Linked DNA regions of Homo sapiens: region 1 is linked to region 2. A link is a contact called in ENCODE Hi-C or POLR2A ChIA-PET data. All regions are on one chromosome and are shown on one strand. The core of a region is the stretch at or near the end of the contact, and the rest is flanking DNA. Distances in the headings are between cores, read along the strand shown. Region 1 holds the start of YBEY (ybeY metalloendoribonuclease). Region 2 holds the start of COL6A1 (collagen type VI alpha 1 chain).

Region 1 (4,879 bases), core at 2,356-4,855, 300 kb after region 2:
GGAGCTTGCAGTGAGCCGAGATCATGCCACGGCACTCCAGCCTGGGTGACAGAGCAAGACTCCATCTCAAAAAAATAAATAAATAAATAAAAAGAAAGTATTATGCATACATTTAAAGTCAGGATACAAACCCAGTGCTTCAAAGCAGTTATCTCTAGAGGACAGACTGACAAGGGGAATTTCACTTTTTTTCTTTTTCTTTTTTTTGAGACGGAGTCTGGCTCTGTCTCCCAGACTGGAGTGCAGTGGCACGAACTCGGCTCACTGCAACCGCCGCCTCCCGGATTCAAGCAATTCTCCTGCCTCAGCCTCCCGAGTAGCTGAGATGACAGGCGCGAGCCACCACACCCAGCTAATTTTTTGTATTTTTAGTAGAGATGGGGTTTCACCGTGTTAGCCAGGATGGTCTGGATCTCCTGACCTCATGATCCGCCCACCTTGGCCTCCCCAGGTGCTGGGACTACAAGCGTAAGCCACCACGCCCGGCCAATTTCACTTTTTCTGTATTGTTTGAACGTTTACAGCGATCATCTTCTATGACCAAATAAAACAAAAACAAAACCAAAAAACTCAACTTCCAAAAGTACTATGTGGTTAGAGCCTTTCAGAAGAATTTCTGAATTTCTAAAGCCTTTCAGAAGAATTTCACTTCATGAGAACAACTCTCCCAGCATTTCTAGAGTACTATATTCTGTAGGGACCTAGAATATGCCAAGTTATGAAATAAATAGTGCTATCCCAGCCTATGCTAATAAGATATTTGAGTACTTTCTCTATATTATAGTAAGCAAACAACTGAGGGACCAAAAAAAAAAAACAGGTTTTAAAGTGACAAGGTTCAAATCTAGGGTAACAAATGGCAAGATGGGAGTACTCACATGATCAAAGAAATGTACCACTGCAAGCTTTTTGCTGCGCCTGGTAAAGATGCGCTGCACTTTAGCAATTTTGCCAAAATGGTTCTCCAGAATGGTCCTGTCGTTGAGGTAGTCAGGGATGTTCTTGCACTGGATGGCTGTGACTTCAGAGGGAGACAAGCCCCCAAGACTGTCTGTGCTCTCGCTTCTGTTACTCTGACGCGCCGGAGTTCCTCTTAGAGAATCTAGGGGTTCAGAGAATGGACACTTAAACCATCAGATGTTTCCAACAACAGGAGGCACCAACTGTGTCGAAGCAGAGGAAATTTTCAGATGTAAGACCTGCTCCGATGACATGTTAGAATCCCTAATGTTTATGGGAGATTTATCTGAAAAATCAAGCTAACACCCAGAGAAACGTATTGAAAACCTGCCTGCAGGATTTACTCTATGTGCTACATTTTCAGAGCTCACCTTCTTTCTTCTCTCTACTTTCAGTTTCTTCCTCTTTATTCACACCTGGAATCCGGGAAGGTGCCAGGACAGACTGATTCCCTCCTGGGATAGCCATGTGGTCACTTTCTGCAGACTCAACAAAGCCAGTTTCCTTTTTGGCCTCCTTGTTGCCCAGACGACCTACTTCCTTATTGCTTTTGAAAACATCCTGTATCGTCCGACCAAATAAAGTACCTCCCCGGGGTCGATTCAGGCGGACAGGTCGTTTGTCTGGAGGATGATCGCCCCGGGACAGAGGATCCGAATCTTCTGCTGGCTCGTGGCCATGTCTCCTTGGGGAGCGATCCTGGTCCTCCTTCCTTTTCAGTCCTTTCATTAGGCTGGGAAGTGGTTCCACCTGGGAAACAGCTTCTTCACACCCCTGCCTGACACCTGCTTTGCTAGCCTGGAAAGGTTCGCCCAAAACCGCAGATGATACAGGGAAGCTACTGAAGCTATTATTAGAACTTCCAAATATTGACTTAGGTCCTCTCTTCTCTTCCTCTACATTTTGGTTTGACAAAGCAGGGGTAAAGGCAGATAATGAATTATTACTACTAACAGGTTTTGAAAAGGTAAAATTTGAAGTGGTAGCTGAACTACTTGTTACTTGAGGAAAAGAGAAAGGGGCCAGGCCTCCAGGTGCACTACTAATTGGGTGGGAAAATGTAAAAAACCCAGAAGCAATTTGGCTCTGGGTTTTCTCTGGCTCAGATTCAGCCCCCAGTATTGGTTTGAACACTGCATTTTCCAGAGGTTTAAAGCTGAATTCTGTTTTCCCAAAACCAGAGTTCACTATTTCTCCAGCTTCTTGTCCAAAAGCAGAAGTGCTTGGGAAAGCCCCAACACTGGTGGGTGATTTAAAACTAAATCCTGTGTTTCCCAGCACAGATGAACTTGAAGGCCCAGAGGTAGCCACAAAGGTGGAAGTGTGCTCAAGTCCAGAAAAGGGTCCAACACTTGAGGTTTGGGTGAACCCTAATGTTTGCACTGAAGAGGAATGACTTACTCCAGAAGACGCTGGAAAGCTGGATACCTGTGAAAATCCCGAGCTCTTCCCAGATAAGGTACTGTTTTGTCCAAAAAGAGAAGGTTGACCAAATCGAAATGGCGGCTTAGATGGAAGTGTTCCTACATTACTAGAAGACGCCGAAAAAGCACTAGGCTGCTGCCCACTGAAAGGATTAGTTGGGTTCATCTTCTGCTCCAATTATTAGAAGGTAATTAAGTATTATGTGTACAAAATTAATTGGCTTCCTGAAACAGCCTGTAGCACTAGGGAGTTCCCCTTCGTCTTTAGAACAAGCTGAAAGAGAAAAATTCAGATCATCATAGCTATGTTCTGCTACAAGTCTAAGAAAAGAATTTTTGAACACTGTCATACTAAAAGGATAACTATTTCAAAGGCAGGCAAAGGGTTATTATTTTCTGAGAGCCGATAGGTTATTTTGTTGGAGGGTGGGGTAGAGAGTGGTACAAATAATTACTTTGTTACAGAGGTTTAAAGCGTGATCCTTTAAGATTAAAAAAAAAAAAGCCGAATCTTTTTACTGAGTTAGTAAATTCATGAAAAACCTCCATTGGCAGTAAGAAAATGAATGCTGTTCCACCTTACAACTTAGAGACGAATTTCTCCCGACTTCCTCCAATCTCTACAGCCGGAGAATTCACTGTAACGCTGTCAAAACCTTAGCGTTTCGGGATCTCCTCCCACCTGGCTTCCCTCGGAGCGGCTGGAGCGCTAAGCACTTTCTCACATTCCTTCATCGCGCCCTGGCGGCCACCCTCGAGCGGGCTGGAAGGACGAGGGCGCTGCCACGAAGCTGAGGCCTCTCGGCGGGGACGGCGTGCCCGGGGAGCCTAATCTTCCACCCAGCACAGCCCGAAACGGCGGAGGCCACGCGCTGGGCCCAGGCCGGCCTGGCCACTGTCCCGCCCCGGGCTCGCCAGGGGTCGCCGGCGCCGCAACGCTCCGTTAGCGACGATGTGGAGGCCCGGGCGCGCGGAGCTGCGTGGGGGAAGGAAACGGCGCCCCTGGCGCCGGCCCAGCCCCCACGCTCACCGTCTCGCCCCAGGACCCCGAGGCCCGCGCTGCCCACTGGCCCCTCGGAAAGACTTGAGGCGCAAGCACAGGCTGCTGCCGCGACACTCAGCGCTGCGCACCGCGGGCAGAAAACGCCGCGGACCGACTTCCGGTTCGCTCAGCACTACCGGATTCCGCCCCGCCCGCTGCGATCCGGTTCCGCTCCCCACAACCCGCTCTGTGGCGGGGCTTCCGGTCGGGAGGGTCCGCCCGCTCTCGCGTCCTTTGCTGGGTCCAGACACCGGTACGTCCGGGCGGGTTTTTAGTCTCCCAAGCGAGAGCGTCGCATTCACCCGCGTGGGTCTGCGGGCGCCCCAGACCCCAGAGGACCCGGCCCCCAACGCTTACCTGTCCCCTCTCCTGTCCCTCCCCCATTCCAGCCCCTTCTCTCCCCAGCCGTTGCCCCTCCCCGCACCCCGCCGCGTCCGCGCGCCTCTCTCCGCGCGCACCCCCAACCCGCCCCCTTTTCTCTGGGAACCGCTCCTTCCGCTCCGCCCGCCTGGAGTCCTTCTGGCCGGATTCCGCGGCATCCTTCCATAGACCCTCGTTGTTGCTTCCTCCTTGTGGTAAATGTAAATTCCCTTAAGATTTTCAATCAGTTCCACCAAATAAAGTGATCTGATTGCGCGTGCATCTGTATTTTTACAGACCGTATTATCACTTGTACTGATTGGTCTTCTCTTACACTTTAACCCCAGGTTCCGTTGCAAACATTTTTAAAGGGCTGGTTATTCTTCCTGAAATGAGTTTGGTGATTAGAAATCTGCAGCGAGTCATCCCCATCAGGAGAGCGCCACTTCGCAGTAAGATCGAGATTGTAAGGAGGATTTTAGGAGTGCAGAAATTTGACCTGGGGATCATCTGTGTTGACAACAAGAATATTCAGCACATTAATAGAATCTACAGAGATAGAAATGTCCCAACCGATGTGCTTTCTTTTCCATTTCATGAGGTAAAAAAAAAATGTTCCTCTTCTTGTCTAGCCCATCTTCCCAGAGTAAATTTCCTGTCGTTTTGTTTTGTTTTGTTTTGTTTTTTAATTGAGACGGAGTCTTGCTCTGTCACCCAGGCTGGAGTGCAGTGGTGCGATCTCGGCTCACTGCAACCTCCCTTCCTGGTTCAAGTGATTCTTTTGCCTCAGCCTCCCCAGTAGGTGGGACCACAGATGCTGGCCACCACGCCTGGCTAATTTTTTTTTGTCAGTATTTTTAGTAGAGACGGGGGTTTTACCATGTTGGCCAGGCTGCTCCTGAACTGATCTCAGGTGATCTGCCTGCCTCGGGCTTCCCAGAGTGTTGGGATTACAGGCGTGAGCCAGAGCACCCGGCCTAAATTTCATGTATTAATTATATTATAGGCTAGGCTCCATGGTGCCTATAAGTATATATGTTACAGACATGATTTTTAATTTTAATTTTGAAAATTTTCAAATATACACAAAAGT
Region 2 (5,372 bases), core at 1,523-4,022:
TGCCACTGCACTCCAGCCTGGGCGACAGAGCAAGACTCCATCTAAAAAAAAGAAAAACGCTTAAGCAGAAACACACTGAAGTATTAGCTCTGAATCCCACTCGGTAGTGAAACTAGATGTTGCTTTATGATTTTAAAAAATTCGCTATGATGAACATGTATCTTCTTCATAAGAGAAAGAGTCAAGTTTACTCTGAGTCATCATTGCAGATTTCCTGTGAAGCAGAGGCACCTCTGGGCCCCACCCAGGCCTGGGACCGCCCTGAGCCTGAGCCCCTCACACAGTGCGGCCCCAGCCCTGCCTCGGAGAAGCCCAGGCCAGGATGAAGCCTGGGACCGGGGGAGGAGTCGGACCGCGGCCCTGGAGCTCAGGATGCTGCAGCCTGGGGTGTCGGCGTTATTCCCACGCATCTCCACAGCTCCCGCCGCACCCACCCCGCGGACCTGCTGGCGGAGCCGGTGGTATACTGTGAACTGACTTATGAAACCACCTCTGCAAGGCAAAACAGGCCATTGGCCACTGGGCCCCGTGAACCTGTCCCTGGGCGTCCGCATCTCTTCCATCTTACAGACCGTGTGTCAGCCACCTGCTGCTGTGTGCCTGTGGTGGGACCCTCACTGCAGGGAATGCTGCATTCTTGGTGTTTGCTTACACAACGTGTTCCTATTTCCTTTCCCAAATCTGCAAGCACTCCTTGCAGATAAAACAGCTCAGACTGGGAGAGGCCAAGAGAACACGGAGGTCCTGAAGCCCCCTGTGCTTGAGTCAGGAGCCCAGAGGCTGGTGCCACAGCTCCAAGCAGGCAGCACCAAACCTCAGCACCCACAGCCACAGTGTGGATGACATCAGTGGCAGGTAAATTGACTGTACAGTAAGTGTACAAGGCCAGGCACGGTGGCTCATGCCTGTAATCCCAGCACTTTCGGAGGCCGAGGCAGGAGGACCACTTGAGTCCAGGAGTTCGAGACCAGCCTGGGCAACATCGTGAGACCCCCATCTCTACAAAACATACAAAATTAGCTGGGTATGGTGGCACATGCCTGTGATCCCAGCTACTCGGGAGGCTGAGGTGGAGGGATCACCTGAACCCAGGAGACTGAGGCTGCAGTGAGCTGTGATGAGGCCACTACGTTCCAGCCTGGATGACAGAGTGAGCCCCTTAGATAATAATAATAATAATAAGGAGGAGGAGGAGGAGGAGGAGGAGGAAAAGAAGGAGAAGTACTTTACAACTTCTGTAACGTAGGTGTGGGGAAAATATTGAAGGCAATCCAAAAACAGTCACTGTGGAGTTGTGGAATTAAGTATCAATTTTAAAGGTTTTTTCAAATGTTTCTTTAACATGGTTTTTGGTATGAACAATTTGTGTACGTTTTAAAATTATAAGACATTTAGGCTGGTGTTAGGCAAGTCTCAGCAGCTCCAGCTTTGGGAAAGCTCTTCTGGGACCTTCTGTGGGCCAGGGATGCATCTGGCCACATCTGGAGCCCACCCCCAGGTGATATCAGGGACAGCCCCTCTCTCCTCTCTCTGTCTCTCTTTCTGTCTCTCTGTCTCTGTCTCTCTGTCTCTGTCTCTCCGTCTCTGTCTGTCTCTCCTCTCTGTCTCTCTCTGTCTCTGTCTCTCTGTCTCTGTCTTTGTCTCTCTCTGTCTCTCCTCTCTCTGTGTCTCTGTCTCTGTCTCTCTCTCTGTCTCTCTCTGTCTGTCTCTCTGTCTCTCTCTGTCTCTGTCTCTCTCTGTCTGTCTCTGTCTCTCCTCTGTCTCTCTGTGTCTGTCTCTCTGTCTCTGTCTTTCTGTCTCTCTCTCACTGTCTCTGTCTCTCTCTGTCTCTCTGTCTCTGTGTCTCTCTGTCTCTGTCTCTCACTGTCTCTCTCTCTGTCTCTGTCTCTCTGTCTCTCTGTCTCTCTGTGTCTCTCTGTCTCTGTCTCTCTGTCTCTGTCTCTCCTCTGTCTCTCTGTGTCTCTCTCTGTCTTTCTGTCTCTCTGTCTCTCTCTGTCTCTGTCTCTCTCTCTGTCTCTGTCTCTCCTCTGTCTGTGTCTCTGTCTGTCTCTCTGTCTCTGTCTCTCTGTCTCTCTCTCACTGTCTCTCTCTGTCTCTCTGTCTCTGTCTCTCTGTCTCCACACACAGCATATATAACAACTATATTGTGAGCAACTTTGTCTTCCCACGGTACAAACTGAAATATCTTTGGCAAATACGTATCCGACTATACTGTGAAGAAATATTGACGTGAAAAAAGAACGCGGAGATCTGATAAAGCAACAATTCAGCTCACGGCGAGGTCCTCTGCAGGAGGCGGTTGGTGGGAAGAGGCGAGTGAGCCTGCCCGTGCGTCCCGCATGGAGACGTCTGGATTGGAAACTACCGAAAGATGTTTCAAGGAACTCTCCCTGGGTGACACGCTGGTTTTCAGACGTTTGATTCAGCTGCTGCAGTTTCCTCCTCCCTGACACGGGAACTGAACTGCAGGCCGCGGCGAGCCAGCCAGGGAAACCGCCTTCTCCCTGGGCTCGGAGCTGCTGCCGGTTCTGGAGGGAGAGACCCCAGCAAGGAGGTGGTGACTCATGGGCCGCTCCTCCCCGCCCCGCCCCGCCCCTCCCCTCCCGCCCCGCCCCTCCCCTCCCGCCCCTCCCCTCTCCTCCCGCCCCTCCCCTCCCCTCCCCTCTCCTCCCGCCCCGCCCCTCCCCTCCCCTCCCGCCCCTCCCCTCCCCTCCCGCCCCTCTCGCCCCGCCCCTCCCCTCCTTGCCCTCCGCTCTCACTCTGGCTGGGAGCAGAAGGCAGCCTCGGTCTCTGGGCGGCGGCGGCGGCCCACTCTGCCCTGGCCGCGCTGTGTGGTGACCGCAGGCCCCAGACATGAGGGCGGCCCGTGCTCTGCTGCCCCTGCTGCTGCAGGCCTGCTGGACAGCCGCGCAGGATGAGCCGGAGACCCCGAGGGCCGTGGCCTTCCAGGGTGAGTGGTGGCTTGGGGTGCAGGCTCCAGACCCCCCGCTCTTTGCTGCCGGCCAGGGCCAGATGCGCGGGGTCCCCTCCCACGCGTGGAACTGCAGACTGGGGGCCTGGAGCCCCTGAACCCCACTCCCCGCTCGGGGCGGCTGCAGCGCCCAGCTCTGCCCCACCGGGCCTTGGCCGGGGCCCCTAGAGGCTCAGCATTCAGCATTCTCAGCGGGGCCGGACCGCAGGCAGCTCGGGAGGGGCTCCCTGGCGAGGGGGAGCTGGTGCGGGGCTGTCTCGGCGCCCCGTGAATCCGTTTGACCCCTCACCTGGCAGTGAGTCCAGACGCACGGCCCCCCCGACCCCCGTTCTAGAAGAAGTCGTGCGCTGCTGGTTCTGAATCCAGCGAGAAACCTTCCCGTGAGGTCTCACTTGTCCGGTCCCGTGCCGGGGACGCCCTGCCCTTCGGGGGAGGTTGTGAAGGTTTCTGACTCCCCTCGAGGCACAGGAGCGGTTTGGGGTCTCTCACTCCACCCCCTCCCCACCGTCCCCACCGAGGGACGTCCTGCTGCCTTTTCCCGGGAGAGCCTCTCCGGGCCCGGGGCTCTGTGCTGCAGGCGCTGGGCTGGCCGGGAGGGCAGGCCCAGCAGAGACTCGGGGAATGGGGCGAGAGCTTGAAGGCCCCTCTCCTCCATCTTCGGCCAGACTGCCCCGTGGACCTGTTCTTTGTGCTGGACACCTCTGAGAGCGTGGCCCTGAGGCTGAAGCCCTACGGGGCCCTCGTGGACAAAGTCAAGTCCTTCACCAAGCGCTTCATCGACAACCTGAGGGACAGGTAGGAGGGACGCCCCGTGACCTTCCTCCTGTGCTTCTGGGCCTCTTGGAGGGAGGGGTGGGGGCCCAGGGGAACACGGGTGCGACGGCCTCAACCTCCTAAGGTTGGGCGAGCGTTGCCCTGACCGGGGCCCCTCCCGGCGCCCTCCAGAGTGAGGCCGGGGCCCTTTCCGGCGCCCTCCAGAGTGAGCTGGTCTGAGCCTCTCCCAGCGCCTTCCAGAGTGAGCTGGTTTGAGACCCTGCTCGCGGGGGTGGCACCTGTTCAGCAGGGCCGAGGTGACAGTGAGGCTGAGATGTAGGGAAGAGAGGCTCCCGCAGGCTGACCGAGAGGGCTCAGCGCACTGGCCCAGACACGCAGTCCTGCCTGGTGCGCGGGAGCCCCTCACTAACCACCTGGACCCTGGTTTGTTCCGTGGGCAGTGAGAGCCTCTACCTGGGTCCTGGATCCCACGTTCTGAAGGTCCCCGACTCGGGAGCCAGGAGGGGTGTCGCTCTGCAGCCCCAGGGCCCCCAGGCTTGGTTCTGGGCTTGGGACACGGCACCCTCTGCTCCACGTTCCTCCATCTGTGCGTGTGGCTGAGGACAGACCGGGGGGAGAGGGGAGTCGGTCCTGTGGGTGCACAGGGCCGCTGAGGGGGGGGCATGTAGAACGGGGCTCCCCCACTGAGACGGGTCCTGGCAGTGGGGACACAGCTTAGCCGGCGTAGGAACCCCCGTCCTCCTTGACCCTGCTGACTGGCCGCTGGGCCGGAGCCTCCCGCCACCAGAAGGGGCACAGTCAGAGGCTGCCGGTAACAGCAGGGTGGACCTTCCAGCCCACACCGTGCCCAGCAGGAGCCATTGGTACCAGGAACCCTGAGCTTAGTGGACATGGCCAGGCCCGTGCGGCAGTGTTTGGGGGGGGGTCTGGCTGTGGATGGCACCGGGGAGGGGCGGCCGCGTGGCCCAGCGTCCCCCGAGTCGCCCTTGTTGCCTTTACTCAGTCTCCCCATGACTCAGTTTCCCACCTGTGAAATGGGGCGGAGTCATCCCCATGTCGCTGCCACTGGATTCCTGCAGGCGCCGTGGTCACTCTGCTGAATGGATGGGAGGGTGGGTGGGGCAGAGGTGGGCCCACCCCAGGCTGGGGCAGAGCAGACCCCTGAGAGCCTCAGGCTCAGGTGCTCAGAGGGCAGCGAGGGGGCTGCTCAGATCCCCGGGGTGCCTCCTTCCCCCACTGTCATGCTGCCCCACTGCAGGCCCAAGGACCCCACCCCAGCAGGGCCACACACTCAGGGCTCCTGGTCTGAGGGCCTGAGGGATCGGGGCGCAGGTCGCTTGCTGGCCACACCCGCCTGCACAGCCTTCCAGGAGGGCCGGCCTCAGGGCCACAGGGCAAGTCCAGCTGTGTGTCAGCCACGGCCAGGGTGGGGCAGCCTGTCCATCTGGGTGACGTCGCGCCCTGGGACGGGTAGCGATGGCGCCAGGGGCCGCCCGCCTCACGCCCGCCGTGCCTGTTCCTGGCAGGTACTACCGCTGTGACCGAAACCTGGTGTGGAACGCAGGCGCGCTGCACTACAGTGACGAGGTGGAGATCATCCAAGGCCTCACGCGCATGCCTGGCGGCC

The links. A loop is a pair of places that touch in the nucleus more often than their neighbours do. ChIA-PET counts read pairs that join two places held with the same protein, here RNA polymerase II (POLR2A). Pooled maps may share reads with other maps.
Region 1: a map of CD8-positive, alpha-beta T cell shows a loop between it and region 2 (7-fold over the local background). The contact joins the promoter of YBEY here to the promoter of COL6A1 in region 2. A Hi-C loop is called at or near these places in 13 of 168 maps with a recorded cell type or tissue (CD4-positive, alpha-beta T cell, CD4-positive, alpha-beta memory T cell, CD8-positive, alpha-beta T cell and 9 more), 3 of 37 single-sample maps with no recorded cell type and 26 of 50 pooled maps. POLR2A ChIA-PET finds 5 or more read pairs at or near these places in 5 of 52 experiments (A549, BJ, CD8-positive, alpha-beta memory T cell and 2 more).

Annotation. Positions count from the first base shown.
Region 1 is chr21:46,282,737-46,287,615 of GRCh38, forward strand. YBEY (ybeY metalloendoribonuclease) reads left to right here and starts at 3,606. Exons shown (of 5, transcript NM_001314025.2): 1 at 3,606-3,679; 2 at 4,134-4,387. The coding sequence starts at 4,178. MCM3AP (minichromosome maintenance complex component 3 associated protein) reads right to left here and starts at 2,875. Exons shown (of 28, transcript NM_003906.5): 1 at 1,332-2,875; 2 at 879-1,102. The coding sequence starts at 2,550. RefSeq lists silencers at 3,240-3,469, 3,820-3,929.
Region 2 is chr21:45,978,998-45,984,369 of GRCh38, forward strand. It overlaps COL6A1 (collagen type VI alpha 1 chain), which reads left to right and starts at 2,773. Exons shown (of 35, transcript NM_001848.3): 1 at 2,773-2,950; 2 at 3,637-3,766; 3 at 5,272-5,372. The coding sequence starts at 2,854. LOC105372841 (a long non-coding RNA gene) reads left to right here. Exons shown (of 3, transcript XR_937803.3): 2 at 210-855; 3 at 2,293-2,569. RefSeq lists enhancers at 2,531-3,393, 3,394-4,254.